5 separate regions of the Homo sapiens genome follow, and regions 2, 3, 4 and 5 are each linked to region 1. Evidence: chromatin contacts called from ENCODE Hi-C or POLR2A ChIA-PET data. All regions are on one chromosome and are shown on one strand. Each heading gives the region's core, a stretch centred on a gene start or an enhancer-like site at or near the end of the contact. The rest is flanking DNA. Distances are from core to core; before and after follow the strand shown. Region 1 holds the start of CLEC16A (C-type lectin domain containing 16A). Region 2 holds the start of ABAT (4-aminobutyrate aminotransferase). Region 3 holds the start of METTL22 (methyltransferase 22, Kin17 lysine). Region 4 holds the start of CARHSP1-DT (CARHSP1 divergent transcript). Region 5 holds the start of ERCC4 (ERCC excision repair 4, endonuclease catalytic subunit).

Evidence for each region. A loop is a pair of places that touch in the nucleus more often than their neighbours do. ChIA-PET counts read pairs that join two places held with the same protein, here RNA polymerase II (POLR2A). Pooled maps may share reads with other maps.
Region 2: a loop to region 1 is called in a map of CD8-positive, alpha-beta T cell, with 12 times the contacts of the local background. The contact joins the promoter of ABAT here to the promoter of CLEC16A in region 1. A Hi-C loop is called at or near these places in 3 of 168 maps with a recorded cell type or tissue (CD8-positive, alpha-beta T cell and naive thymus-derived CD4-positive, alpha-beta T cell) and 7 of 50 pooled maps.
Region 3: a loop to region 1 is called in a map of naive thymus-derived CD4-positive, alpha-beta T cell, with 11 times the contacts of the local background. The contact joins the promoter of METTL22 here to the promoter of CLEC16A in region 1. A Hi-C loop is called at or near these places in 2 of 168 maps with a recorded cell type or tissue (HL-60/S4 and naive thymus-derived CD4-positive, alpha-beta T cell) and 7 of 50 pooled maps. POLR2A ChIA-PET finds 5 or more read pairs at or near these places in 1 of 52 experiments (HCT116).
Region 4: a loop to region 1 is called in a map of CD4-positive, alpha-beta T cell, with 5 times the contacts of the local background. The contact joins the promoter of CARHSP1-DT here to the promoter of CLEC16A in region 1. A Hi-C loop is called at or near these places in 3 of 168 maps with a recorded cell type or tissue (CD4-positive, alpha-beta T cell, ascending aorta and naive thymus-derived CD4-positive, alpha-beta T cell) and 15 of 50 pooled maps.
Region 5: a map of CD8-positive, alpha-beta T cell shows a loop between it and region 1 (12-fold over the local background). The contact joins the promoter of ERCC4 here to the promoter of CLEC16A in region 1. A Hi-C loop is called at or near these places in 3 of 168 maps with a recorded cell type or tissue (CD4-positive, alpha-beta T cell, CD8-positive, alpha-beta T cell and ascending aorta) and 10 of 50 pooled maps.

The regions. Positions count from the first base shown.
Region 1 is chr16:10,943,143-10,945,842 of GRCh38, forward strand. CLEC16A (C-type lectin domain containing 16A) reads left to right here and starts at 1,422. Exons shown (of 24, transcript NM_015226.3): 1 at 1,422-1,655. The coding sequence starts at 1,576. RefSeq lists enhancers at 1,035-1,214, 1,435-1,494.
Region 2 is chr16:8,673,020-8,675,895 of GRCh38, forward strand. It overlaps ABAT (4-aminobutyrate aminotransferase), which reads left to right and starts at 1,598. Exons shown (of 16, transcript NM_020686.6): 1 at 1,598-1,692. RefSeq lists enhancers at 595-1,096, 1,097-1,596 and a silencer at 1,191-1,650.
Region 3 is chr16:8,620,390-8,623,165 of GRCh38, forward strand. It overlaps METTL22 (methyltransferase 22, Kin17 lysine), which reads left to right and starts at 1,309. Exons shown (of 11, transcript NM_024109.4): 1 at 1,309-1,386.
Region 4 is chr16:8,867,939-8,870,638 of GRCh38, forward strand. CARHSP1-DT (CARHSP1 divergent transcript) reads left to right here and starts at 1,343. Exons shown (of 2, transcript NR_186721.1): 1 at 1,343-1,390; 2 at 1,675-2,101. CARHSP1 (calcium regulated heat stable protein 1) reads right to left here and starts at 1,068. Exons shown (of 4, transcript NM_014316.4): 1 at 1,028-1,068. RefSeq lists an enhancer at 231-290 and a silencer at 431-1,390.
Region 5 is chr16:13,918,749-13,921,559 of GRCh38, forward strand. It overlaps ERCC4 (ERCC excision repair 4, endonuclease catalytic subunit), which reads left to right and starts at 1,406. Exons shown (of 11, transcript NM_005236.3): 1 at 1,406-1,624. The coding sequence starts at 1,418. All of the region lies in intron 1 of LOC105371093 (a long non-coding RNA gene), which reads right to left. It overlaps LOC124903647 (a long non-coding RNA gene), which reads right to left and starts at 1,330. Exons shown (of 2, transcript XR_007065001.1): 1 at 931-1,330; 2 at 717-835. RefSeq lists enhancers at 990-1,039, 1,250-1,609, 1,650-1,859.

The sequences.
Region 1 (2,700 bases), core at 172-2,671:
CTGCTCTTGGGTAACCGTTGCATGTCTTTCAGGAAAACATGATCTCGCCCAAAGAGCCTTCCAAAGCAGTTCAAGAAACCTTTAAATCTCAGGCCACACTGAGCTGAGTATTTTACATGCATCGCTTAATCGGAGGTATACAAGGCAGTGTAGTATGTATGTGCGTACTTTTTACAGATGAAAAATACGAGCCCAGGGATCCTACATTTCTGAGCCTGGGTGTGTTTCTTTGGAGGCCAGATCCTGTTCTTTTTTGCTCCATGACTTTGTCTTGCCCCACTCTATATGAATTACAGGACAAACCATTAACTCTCCACTCTTATCCATTTCTCCAACTGCTGAAGGTGAAACAAACCTTTACTCATTCATGCACTCTACCAATATTTGTTAAACACCTGCTATGTGCCAAACCTTGTGCTAGGCACTGGGGAGAACATTGGCCTCTGGCCCAGTTCTTTCTTGAGCAGAGTTAATGGGACACAGTGGACCTTTAATAAGGTTGATATGTAGAAGTGACTGAATGAATGAATGGATGGTAAACTTGAGAAGTCTTGCCCACACTGAACTTACCACTTCTAATCCAGGGTAGAAGTTAGATATATTCTGGCTCATGCAGAAAGTTGGGTGTTTCCTTTTTCATTTTAACGTGGTACTTTGGGAAATAGCATGGATTCTGGCTGAAGACCAGAGGAATCCTCTGGAAGTACAAAATGTTCAGTTTGGTGCATTGTTGCATCCAGCCTTTTCCAACACACACACACACACACACACACACACACACACACACACACACACACACACACACTTAATTGAAGTGGAAAAAGAAAAAGGCTGTCAGGACAAATAAGGTTGTTATCTAGTGCCGTTTTGGTTTATAAAGGGAATGAAAAATAAGGGTGCGTGCGTGGTTATGAACCCTGGTTTTGCCACTTGTTAACTGCATGATCTTGGGTAAGTCAACCTCTCAGTGACTCCGTTTCCCTGATGATAAAATAGGTTCGATAATAGTACCCAATTCATAGGATGGTTGTGAAAATTAAATACCTTAATATGTAAAGCCCTTAGGATAGTGGCTTTGCATAGTATACACCATCCAATACTATTCTTATTCTTATTATAAATCTAGTAATTGTTACTACAGTGGTGACTTTCCTTGACCCATCTACGCCGATTCCCTCTCCGGGACTGCGCCCAAAGCTTCCAATTCCCGCCCACCCGGAGGATTCTGCGGTCGCTCCTCCTCTCGCCCCGCCTTTTGTGGATGGCCGTAGGCCCGCGGTTGCACGATGCATGCCGGGCCTTGTAGTCCGTTCGCGGAGTCCTGCCGCCGAAGGCCACGCGGGTGAACTGCATTTCCCAGCGCCCCACGCGGCGGCGGCCGTAAAGCGCGGCGGTCGAACGGCCGGTTCCGGCTGAATGTCAGTGCTGGGCTGTGGGCCGGGGAGGAAGGCGGCTCGCGGTTCCTCCACCGCCTCCGCCGCCGCATCCTCCGCTTGTGCTACCGCCGCGGGCGCTGGGCCGCTCTGCTGGTCCGGCATGAGACCGTGAGACGAGAGACGGGTCGGGGCCGCCGACATGTTTGGCCGCTCGCGGAGCTGGGTGGGCGGGGGCCATGGCAAGACTTCCCGCAACATCCACTCCTTGGACCACCTCAAGTGAGTGTGGGGGGCGTAGCGGGAGGCCTCGGGGCTGGACAGGGGGACGGGGCGCCGAGCTCCGGGTCGGGGCTCTAGGAGGCGTGAGAGCGGCGGCGAAGGGCGCCCGGGGAAGCCCGTGTGGTGGTTAAGAGCGAGGGCTCGGGAGTCAGGGCGCCTGGGTTCGAACCCTGACCCCGTCGCTCTTGGCTGTGTGACCTTGGACAAGTCGCTTAATTTCTCAGAGTCTCCGTATCCCCACCTGTAAAGCGAGAGGATGCGATTTCAGTTTATGGACACAGACTTTGTTCTTGACGGTGTCCACCAAGTTTCCTGGCGGGGTACTTCTTAAACTGAACAGCTTAGAGGGTCAAAGGCCTGGGTCCTGGAGTCGGGCAGATCTGGGTCCGAATCTATCTGTGTGAATGTAGGCCTCAGGTTCCCCACTTGTAAAAAGAGTAGAGTGACAGCACCTGCTTCCTGCTATTGTGTTGAGAGTTGGTTGGATAAGAGAATGAACGTTAAGCTCAGAACACGTACAATTGCTCATTAAACGGCATTAATTATTATAAAAGAACAGATTATTTTCCGAGGGGAGTCTAAGCTGGGGGCATGCACGCTGAGACCCAGGATTTTGGGGCGATTGGGGAGGATGATGAAAAATAGAGACCTCTGAGGAGGGAATGACTCTACAGCTCTGGGGGAGGACAGGTGGCAGATAGGGTCTTGGGACCAGGAGTGCAGAAATTAAGAGGCTGGCTTTGCAGCCACACCTGCGTTCAAATCCTGAAACCACCATTTACTGGCTGTGTGACCTTGGGCAAATTACTTCACCTCTCTGAGCCTCCAGATTCCCATTTGCAAATGGGGATCGTGAACATTGTAATGGAAATGGAAGGTGACTGACCCAGTAGGTACATAGTAGGTGGCCAGTAGTGGTAGCTGTGTTTATTATCAGCTCAGCGAGGCCTTCCCAGACCACCCTACCTAACGTGCTCCCCCCATCCCAGTTCCTATCCATCACATCTTTCTCTTGCTTTCATTGAGTGCTTCTCCACTCTCTGCG
Region 2 (2,876 bases), core at 348-2,847, 2.3 Mb before region 1:
GTAAAGGGGATTATGTTCATGGCTTTGGTTTTAAGAAAAAATTGCTAGATTTTCAGCACAGGCCTCATCAAGTTCCTCAAGCAAGGTGACAATCACCCAGGCTAGAGTGCAGTGGTGCCATCTCACCTCAGTGCAACCACTGCCTCTCCATTCAAGCGATTCTCATGTCTCAGCCTCCCAGGTAGCTGGGATTACAGGCAGGTGCCACCATGCCAGGCTAATTTTTGTATTTTTAATAGAAAGGGGGTTTCCCCATGATGGCCAGGCTGGTCTCGAGCTCTGGGCATCAAGTGATCTGCCTGCCTCGGCCTCCCAAAGTGCTGGAATTACAGGCGTAAGCCACTGTGCCAGGCCTCAATTATTCTTATTTACTGCTCTGTGTGTGTGTGTGTGTGTGTGTGTGTGTGTGTGTGTGTGTGTTGGGGGGGAGGGTCCCCAGAGGTGACACTAGGAGGTGAATGATTTGTTTGGCAGCTTTCTATTTATCTATGTGTTTACTTTATCTTAATTCTTTAATTGCAAGGACTATAGCGCTTGTGTAATCAGAGATAGGGCAGCCTGGATTCCTGGACAGCAGGAGGAGAGACCTCAGGGTTCTACAAGACTCCACAGACCAAGTTATCAGTGATCAGGGTGAGTGGGGAGAACCAAGCTGAACTCTTTCTCTGCCTTTAAGGTCTGTACTCTCCATCCATCCATTCATTCATTATGAGGACTTGGTGATCGCCTGTTGTCTTGATGAGCAGTTCTTTGTGTCTTTGATTTTGTCACTGAAAGATTGCATCCTCTTTCCAAATACCTCTAGAAAGCTGTGGGGGGGCTATCCATCCGTCACACCTGAGTATTAATTATCTTCCACACAGCATTTTATACAACGGTAGAAAGGCACCTTCATCATATCTAGGGTCTCGTTTATACCCACGAAGGAGGTACAATCTCTGTTGTCCCAATTTCAGGAAATTGAGGATCAGGAGGCGCAGTGACCTGCTCCAGGTCATGCAGAAGGAACCACCTCTGACTCCCAGCGCCCTGTTTGTCTTCCGGAGCGCTGGGGCCAGGCGGAGGAAAGTAGCTGGGAGCAAGAAGGGCTGGCAGGGCCCTGAGCGCCGAGATGGGGAGTGAGGTGGGGAGGGCGGGATGCTCCTTCCCTTCTCCGCAAAGGAACCCCTTCTGATTCCGACTCTGGAGCTCCAGAGACCGGATCCGAGACGCGGGTGGAGGTGGAGTTACACTCGCCTGCAGCCCTGAGGGTGTAAATGGCCCATTAAGATCCAGGTTAAATCAACCTATGGAGCTGCCCCCCAGAGGGTCAGGGTCCCCACAACTTGACGGGGGTCCTCAGCCGTCTCCTCCCCAGTCCCAGGACTCCCTCCCAGCCCTCGCGGTCCCTCTGGTGGGTCCCGCCCCAGCCCCCGTCTCCCCCGCCCCCGGAGGCTGGACTCTGCCCCCGCCCCGCCTGCCACCTCCCTCCTGGGGGCGGTGGCCCGTGGCGGGCGCACCCATTGGCTGTGGCGAAAGCGAGGGCCGGGGCTGGCGGCGCTGATTGGCCGGGACGCTCGGCGGAGCCAGGGAGTCCGGCGAGTCGCTGGGGGAAGTCGAGCAGACACCCAGCGCTGCCGGAACTCGGGGCGCGCATCCCGCAAGTCGGAACCCGGCGGATCGGATCCCGCAGATCGGAGACGGGGCCTGGAGGTGAGCGCGAGGCGCCGGGTGGCTTGGGACGGGCCCTTCCGAGGGGAGCCGAGAGGAGGTCCTTCTGCCCTGCCCCCAGGAGCAAAACCTGGGCATCTTCTCCTGGAAACGGAGCCCTCATCTTCCCAAGACGCGGGGCCCTCCCCCGAAAAGACAGGGGCTCCCACCCCCCAGAGAGCAAAATACCTTCCTTTCTCCTTCAGAAATGGGCCCTTCCTCCTGGCTCCAGCTCTAGACAGAAGTCCTCTCCCTTTTACCGCTTGAAATAGAATGCGGCCCCAAAAAGTGGTCTCCAGGTCTCTAGAGCCCCCTCACCTCTTGGGAGACTGATGCCCCTTCCCCATCCTTAGAAAACTAAGTTTGGGTGTCTTCCTTCTCCCCTCTCTTTCGGAATAATGGGGGTCTTCTCAGCTTATAAATTACAGTGACCTCCCCCTCCATGACAAATGGAAGCTCTCCCCCCATCATAAGACAAGGAAATCCCGGAGCAGAGACTCTGCAAGTCACCCTCCCACCCCAGATACTGGGCTCTGGAGAGATAGATGATTCACCCTTAGCCCTGCCGGAGACCCCTCCCTACCCGTCAGAGAGGCAGGGTGGCCTCTGACACCACCACATTAAAGGCTTTTGGGGATTTCCCCTCTCCTCCCCAGTAAAGATGTAAAATGAGGGACCTTCATACTCAGGAGCAGGGCAAAGGTCTGGCCACCCCTCCAAGTCATCCACCTCCCTCCACTCCACCCAAGCCCTTTCACACAAACCCCATCCTAGTAACCCCCTGCACCATCCTCCCACCGCTCCCAATCCCATCCTTCTCCACCTCACCCCAACTCCACTCCCACACCTGGCTGCCCCACCTATTTCACATCCTCTCACCTTTCCTCACCCACCCTGGCCAAGGTAAGACTAGAGGGGGTTCAGCGAGATTTAGTAAGACTGGAGCTCTTAAAACTGGGATCTGGGGCCTAGAGGCCCTTCCAGGAGTCTTCAAACTCTGACAACAGAGATGGCCTCTGAGGCAGCAGGACCAGCAGAGACCACCCGCCACCTCTCCCCCGCTCCCTGCCCCAACACACGCACAAAGGCTGTGTTCAATGCATTCTCTCTTGCAGTCTGGGAGGACAGCTGGCCCTCTTCCAAGAGGGCCCGCATTTCCCCCCTAAAGTGTGCACCCCCGCAAGCGC
Region 3 (2,776 bases), core at 59-2,558, 2.3 Mb before region 1:
AAAGAGAAAAAAAAGTAATTTAGACAAAGGTTGCCAGCTGAGGCCATGTGTGTGCGTGTGTGTATATGTGAACACACAGGGATATAGATTTTACATATGTGGACTTTACATATGTTCCTGTGTGTATATTTGTATGTTCACTGACATGTCTGAGAGTGAGCACCACTGTGTGTGTCTGGGCATGTCTGTGAACACGTCAGTGTGGTGTATATCCCTGGCAGCTCCCCATCTCACGCACAGTAAAATCCAAAGTTCTTAGAATGTCACAAAAGTTCTAACCCTGGCTACCTATGTATCCTCGTTTCCTGCGGCCCATCCCCTGGCTTACTCCATTGTGGCCAGGCTGACTTCCATGATGTCACTGAATATATAGATTGAGAAAAGGGCCAATATTATTGACTGTACTTTTTCTAAAAATGCAGTGACTCAGGCAAGAGACGTGAGAATCTGTGGTCTATCCTGCTCATCCTCTTCAGGGGATTCTTCTGAGGGCTGTGCTCAGTCACGGACTCAGAGGCTTTCTGAAATTCTGCAGGCAAGAAAAAACGAGCAAACATGGAGTCTTATGTTTGCCACTCTGTCTCACCCCCTTGGTGTTGGAAACTTGATGAGCATACGAATTAACGAAATCACTACCACCTAATGAAATCACTACCACCTATTAATAATAACAAGTACTGGCTGGGCGTGGTGGCTCATGCCTGTAATTTATGAGCTTTAGGAGGCCGAAGCAGGAGGACTGCTTGAAGCCAGGAGTTTGAGACCAGCCTGGGCAACACAACAAGATACAGTCTGTACAAAAAAAAAAAAAAATGGTGCCACGCAACTGTAGTCCCAGCTACTAGAGAGGCTGAAACAGGATTCCTTAAGCCCAGGAGTTCAAGGCTGCAGTGAGCTAAAATTGCGCCGCTGCACTCCAGCCTGGGTGACAGAGCAAGACCATCTCAAATAAACAAACAAACAAACAAACGAGTACTAAGAGCATGGATGACGGTAACACCCGTGATAATAAATACAGTAGCATGCTGGTTAAATAGCACCGGCTCTGATCCCACACCCCGGGTTCGAATCCAGGCTTTACCACTTAGTAGCTGGGAGAGTTATTTAACTCCTATTTAAGTCTTTTAGAGGAATGAGTTTAGCCACCTAGGCGGGTCCCCCCAGCAAACACGCCTCGCCCGCGACCAGAGCGAAGGCTACAGGTGCCCGCCGGCAACCCTCGGACGCATGCGCGGCCCGGGCAGGTAGGTGGAGCCACGGTGCGGGGCAGTCGGATGGTCGCACGCGGGGGCGGGGCCGCGCCTGCGCAGACCGCCTGTTATGGCGGCCGCCTAAGTCCCACAGAGACGGGAGTCGGGTGGGATCCCAGGCTGGGCCCCGCGGCGGGTAAGTGCCTGGGAGAGGCGGCGGGATAGGGTAGGGTGCAGGGAACCTCCTGGCGCCGAGCCTGACTTTGAAATCCGAGCTCCCACAGATCGGAGGCCCAGATCCCTAAGGCCCGACCCCACTCTTAGCGTCAGTTTCCCCTTCTCAACACGGGTGTTGGGGAAAGAAGTCCACGTCCTCACCTGGGTTTCCATCCTGGGTCCAGGCACCTCTCCTTCGGTTCTAGATTAGGAAGGGAGGGCAGTGCCCGACCTGTGACTGTTTTTTGAGAGGGCAATAGTTAACCCACAAGGGTGGCGTCAGGAAGGCGACAAGACAAAGAGAACGAGTAGCCCCACGGGGGACGTCCCCGGAGCCCCTCACTACCACTCTACGCACCGTGGCCAGGCCACGTCTTTCCTGCCCCCAGCCTGGGCCTTCACACCCTGCCCTCCCCAGCTCCTGGCCTAAATCGTCATGGGATCGCGCCAAATTATTGATTGTTGAGTGAGTTGCAGTTATCAGAAAGAAAGATGAGGAGGGAAGTTATTTCAACACCGTGATCCCAGCACACTGCTTATTTGGGACAACTGACTGGGGACCTATAGGAGAAGAAAGCTGGTAGCGTCTCAGTCTAGCCCCCACAGCCTTAGAAGAGCCAAGAACACGTTAGCTCCTGCTGCAGGGATGAGCCTGCAGCCCTATGGAGAGGTGGTGGGGCAGGTCCCCATCTGCAACCTGGGTCTCCTTTCTCAGCTCTGCCCAGTAAAGAGAGGAGCCCGAAGCCCATACAGACCCTGCATTTCCGGAAAGAGACTTTTCCTGACTAGAGAAACTGTTACCTTTTTTCTTTCTTCCCAGCATTCACTTTAATCATTATTATATTACTATAATGATAGTATTTACTATTGTTGCTTATTGAACGTTTACTATATGTCGTAAGCCCGAAAAGTGGTAATTGTCTCATATACTCCTCTGAGTATATGAGGGCCTGAGATAGGTTCAAGAGGGCCTCCTTATTCCCAGATAGCTGATTCTAGGGAAAGCCACTTAAAGGGAATCTCCTTCATCTGGAACTTACATTGCAGCGTACATTTCTTGGGAAGCCTGGTTGGGTTGAATTTAAAAATGGAAAATTCAACTAGAGATTAAGAATTTGAGTTTTTTTGTGTGTGTCTATACTTAAAATTTGGTGTGTAATATTATGCTCACTTTTGGAAAAAGCAAAGAACATTGATTTTTCTGGGATGTAAGTTTTCCAACAAAATTGCGCTATAGGCCATGCCTGGTGGCTCACACCTATAATCCCAGCACTTTGGGAGGCCAAGGTAGATGGATCTACCTTGGTCAGGAGTTCAAGACTAGCCTGGCCAACATGGCAAAACCCCATCTTTACTAAAAATACAAAAAT
Region 4 (2,700 bases), core at 93-2,592, 2.1 Mb before region 1:
TTCTAAGTTCCCTCTGGCTTCAGAGTGGCAGCAAATGACAGGGGCAAGCAAGACTGGGCACAGAGAGACTGAGAAATATCAAAACAGCAAGTTAAAAAACAGTAGCTTACGTGTCTCCCGGCACGGGGCTAGCTGCCTCCTTTTACTCTCACACACCCTCTCATGCCAGAAGAAGTCAGAGCCCAGTCTGCAGATGGGGAAACTGAGGCTCCGAGAGGCCTCCTATTTGGCAGAGATTTCCCCACCTATTAAGACCCAAGGCCCTGCCTGGAGCGGGACGTCTCCGCCTCCCCCAGCACACACATCCACTCCAACCCCAGAAAACCATAGGGCCGGAGGCTTCCTTTTTAAAAATCAAAAAAGAACATTTCACTTCCGGCCTGCAAACCTGAACCGCCAGCGCAGCCTGCGGAAAGGGGGCCTGTGGGCGCGGGTGAAGTTTTTCTCCAGCGCCTAAGGCACCCCCACCCCCATCCGGGCGCAAACACCCGGGCCCAGCGCGCCCGGCGGCTCCTCCTCCCCCAGATGCGGCTAATCGCGCGGCGCCAGGACGGCTCCCCACCTCCCCCGCCGGGCCTGGCCGCCGTCCCAACCTCGAGCCACAGCTGGCGCGGCCAGGCCCGGCGGGGGGTGGCTCTGCTTCCCGCGTGCGACGCCCCCCGCGCCTCGCCCCACCGCCCGGCGAGTCCCCCGTCCAGGGCTCCCGCCCAAAGGCAAAAGCAGCGGGGAGGGCGGGAAGAGCTTCCCCTGCACGCAGAGAACAGGTGGCCAGGCGGGAAGTACTACCCGACGTCCGCCTAGAATCCTTGCCGCTGTTGCCACACCCACCCCTTCCCCTGGGGAGGAGCAACCCGCGTTCCCCAAACAGGCCCCGAGAAACCCAGCCCGGAGCCCTCCTCTGCCGAGCTAGAAGACCCTGCAGGATGGGGGACGATGGAGGCAGAGGAGGCCGAGGCCCCACCCCTGCGGCTCCCGGGGCCGCGGGCCAGGGGCGCCTATCCTGGGGTCCCCGAGAAGAGCTCCCTACCCTGCAATCCGTTCTGCTCCGCCAGCCGCTTCGCTCCGACTGAGAGCGCGGAGCTGGGGAGGGGGCGTGGCCCGAGGGGGGGTGGGGCGCCGATCCCCGCCCCCAGGAGCTCCCGGCCAATGGGGCTGCGGGAGGGAGCCCGGGACGGTGGGGGCGGGCGGGGCGGGAGTGGCCCGGACAGGACCTTTGTGTCCGCGCCTTAGACTGGCGGGAGAGCGGAACGCAGAGCGCGGGACGTAGGGGCCGGGGCGGGGCGGGGCGGGGCGGAGCTGGGCTGCACCCACCAGCAGAAAACGCCCCTGCAAAGTGGGGGAACTGTGTCCCTGCGCCCGTGCAGTTCCTTCCCCTCGCCACGCGCGCCAGGTGCGGCTCCCACCTGCCTTTGGCTCTAAAATCTGTATAATCCCGGAGGGTGTCACTTTTAGCAGAAAGGAAATAAAGGAATGAAAAGAGAGACGGAAGAAAACAAGCAAAAAACAGAAAGGAGGAAAAGGGAAAGAAAAAATACACACGCACACACACACCAGAAAAACAGGGTTTTGTTTTCTCGTTGGGGATTTTGATTTTGTTCTCTTCTCTTGTTTCATTTCTAGCCTTCCTTGAGTCCTCTGTTTTTGGAGGTAAAAAATGTTACCTCTGTTTTGCAGGAGAGGAAACTGAGGCACAGAGAGGCGACCAGCCCATGGGCACGGCCAGTCGAGAGCAGCCCCTGAAGGCGAGCCTAGATCCCGGGACCAGGGTCAGCTTGGTATTTGAGGGGCGCGGGGAAGGAGAGAGGTCCCCGGAGCTCGCCCGGGACAACAGGGCCCCCGGAGGCGGCGGTGAGGACTGTGCCTGCCTCACTCTGCAGCCCCTATTGGGGCCACTGGGGAAAAGGCCCAGCAGCGAAACCAACTAGTCCAAGCCAGGCAAGGAACCGTCCTAGACGGCTGGTGGGAACAACCGCGCAGCTGCTGTGGAAAAAGCCCGGCGGTTCCTCAAACCACGAGCCCTGGAGTCTCCATAAAACCCATCAACTCCACTCCTAGGTGTCTGCGCGCCCAAGAGAAATAAAAATGTTTGTCCACACAAAAATTTACTTGAGGCCGGGTGCGGTGGCTCACGCCTGTAATTCCAGCTCTTTGGGAGGCCGAGGCAGGAGGATCACTTGAGCTCAGGAGTTGGAGACCAGCCTGGCCAACATGGCGAAACCCCGTGTCTATGAAAAATACAAAAATTTGCCGGGCTTGGTGGCGGGTGCCTGTAATCCCAGTTACTTGGGAGACTGAGGCAGGAGAATCACTTGAACCCGGGAGGTGGAGGTTGCAGTGAGCCAGGATCATGCCACTGCACTCCAGCCTGGGCGACAGCGAGTCTCCGTCTCGGGGGGGAAAAAAAGTTAAAAATAAATAAATAGGCCGGGCGCGGTGGCTCACGCCTGTAATCCCAGCACTTTGGGAGGCCGAGGCGGGCGGATCACGAGGTCAGGAGAACGAGACCACGGGGAAACCCCGTCTCTATTAAAAATATTAAAAATTAGCCGGGCGCGGTGGCGGGCCCCTGTAGTCCCAGCTACTCGGGAGGCTGAGGCAGGAGAATGGCGTGAACCCGGGAGGCGGAGCTTGCAATGAGCCGAGATAGTGCCACTGCACTCCAGCCTGCCTGGGCGACAGAGCAAGACTCCATCTCAAAAA
Region 5 (2,811 bases), core at 156-2,655, 3.0 Mb after region 1:
ATTTTCATCTTGACAAAATGTAAGCAAAATACCAGATTAAGCAGTAAAGAGGTAGAGGAACAGATCCTCTTGGAAACGGCTAGTGTGAATGTGAATTGGTATAGGCTTTCTAGAGGGCAATGTGGCAATGTGAATGGAATGAAAAGCCTTACAAATTTTTTTCTCTTTATCCCAGTGATTATTCATTTCTAGACGTGTATCTGAAGGCCACGGCTGAATTTACATACAAAGATGTTTAGTGAAATATTATTTATATTACTGGAAGGGAAAAAGCAGAAACAGACTAAATGTCCTCTAATAAGCAATTAGGTAAGTACACCCACATAATGGAAATCTCATCAGCCATATAAAAGGACTTTGTAAAAGAATATGAAACATCATGTTCAGAGGTTTGCCAAATGTTAATGACAAAGCTGGGGATTTAAATCAGGGATATTAATTATCTCGTGTCGGTAAAAGAACTCCGTGTGATGAGAGAATGTGTATATAGATAGAAAAAAAAGGACTAAATAAAATAGATTTCGTGATGTTAACAGTGGTTATTTCCAAGTAATGGAAACAAGTGATTTTCATTTTTGTTTACTTGTATTTTCTATTTTCTAATAACAAAGGTGGGGGGTTTCTATACAAAACAATTCCTCTACTAGTTCAACTATCAGGCATTTCTAGGTATAGAACAAACACTGCGGGAGGTGTCCCTCTAGTGGAAGGAGGGATTTTTAAAAATAGTTTATTGTATTGAAGTCTTTGGGAGGCAAACAGAGGTCTGAAGTCAGTAAATGATTCTGCTTATTCCACAGCCACTGCACTCCAGCCTGGGCAACATATCAACATCCTGTCTCGGGAAAGAAAAAAAAAATTAAAAGAAGGATGGGGAGTAATCGCAAAAGGAAGGGCCAAAAACCACCCTAGGAAACAGGTGCTACTAACTCTTGGCGCATTTGGAATATTGACCAGTAACTTTTTCAACTGTCGATGTCGGGGGATTAAGCTCCTTAGGCTTACTTCCCCTTCCCTTGCTTTTTGGCAGCTTGAGGCTAGGGTGCCAGGGGATGTGGAAACTCAAAAGAGACGTGAATGGAGCCTGATATCTGCAAGCTACACCGACAGGGGGCGCCAGCCCCTACAGGTGACTCCATGAATCTTCGGCTCCACTCGGCTCTTCTTCGGCTGAGTTCGGCCAACGCTTGCCTTCTCAGGCTCGGCTCTCTTCGGCTTTCTGAGAGCGCGCCTGTCGTGGCCTCGGCTCCTCTTCGGCTGCGTTCGGCCCACGATCATCTCAGTCTCAGCTCTCCTCGGCTACGTTCGGCTGGCTGCCGTCCTCTCGGACTCGGCTCTCTTCGGTTGAGTTCGGCCTACTCTCCACTAGGAGTCGGCTTCCTTCGGCTGCGTTCGGCTGCGACCCGGAAGAGCTTCCATGGAGTCAGGGCAGCCGGCTCGACGGATTGCCATGGCGCCGCTGCTGGAGTACGAGCGACAGCTGGTGCTGGAACTGCTCGACACTGACGGGCTAGTAGTGTGCGCCCGCGGGCTCGGCGCGGACCGGCTCCTCTACCACTTTCTCCAGCTGCACTGCCACCCAGCCTGCCTGGTGCTGGTGCTCAACACGCAGCCGGCCGAGGAGGTGCGGCCGCGCTGGCGCGGGAGTGAGGGGACTCCGAGAGTGTTGAGGGCCTCCTGAGCGGATGCGAGGCCTCTGACAGGGATGGAGGGGCTCTGAGGGGGATTCAGGCCCCTGACACTACGCGATGACACAGAGAAGGATGGCAGGGGTCCCCAGGGGGATGCAGGTCCCTCACACTGCGGGAACACAGACGTATGTAAGGGGTCGCTAGGAGGATACCGGTCGCTCACACCGTGCGGGGACACTGATAAGAATTGGAGGGGCCCCGAGAAGGCTGCAGGTCCCTGGCAGGAGTTGAAGAACACTAAGAGGAATGCCAGTCCCTGACACTGTGCGGGGACTCTGAGAGGGAAGGGAGGGGTCCCAAGAAGGATGCAAGTCTTTGACCAGAGTTCAAGAACACTAAGAGAAATGGGAGGGGTCCCCAGGGGATGCGGGTCCCTGACACTGTGCAGGCACAGTGAGAATGATGGAAGGGGTCCCGAGAAGGATGCAATTCCCTGACAACACTAAGAGGGATGGGAGGGGTCCCCAGAAGGATGCAGGTCCCTGACATGGGTGCAAGGGCACTGAAAGGTGAAGGGGCTCTGAGTGGTAGGAGAGGATCGGAGGTCGCTGCAGGGGAGGGGGAGATGTCGGAAGGAGGATCTGGATAGGAATAACGGGAGAGTCCTGAAGTTGGCCATTAAGGGAGTTTCTGGGGGCAGAAGGAAGGTCCCTGAAAGGGAACAGTGATGAGGATGGAAGATCTCTGAGGGTGATGGGGAGACATGAAAGGAGATGCTGAGGCGCTGGAAAAACCCCAATAGGGAAAAGGAGGGACCAGGAAATAGGACATTCACCAAGGCTGTGTTAAGAGGGCCATAGGGTCAGAAAGGGATTGGAGCTTGACGCTGAGGATGTTGGCAAAGGTTAACTACAGTTAAGGACAATGGAGAACACTGAGAAAGATGGAATGGGGCTACACATGGGTCTGAGGGGTGTTGAGAGGGGACACAGCTTGGTCGGACAAGTCTGATGATCCCCTAGATATATCAGGTGGCCGGGAGAAAAATGTCAGCTGAGAAGAGTGACCACAGTCTCTTTGAGGGCAGGGATCCTGTTTGATTCATCTAGGTATCCCCAGTGCTTGGCATAGGGCCTAAGGCAACACACAGGGCCTAGTAAAGATGGTTTTAAACTGGGGA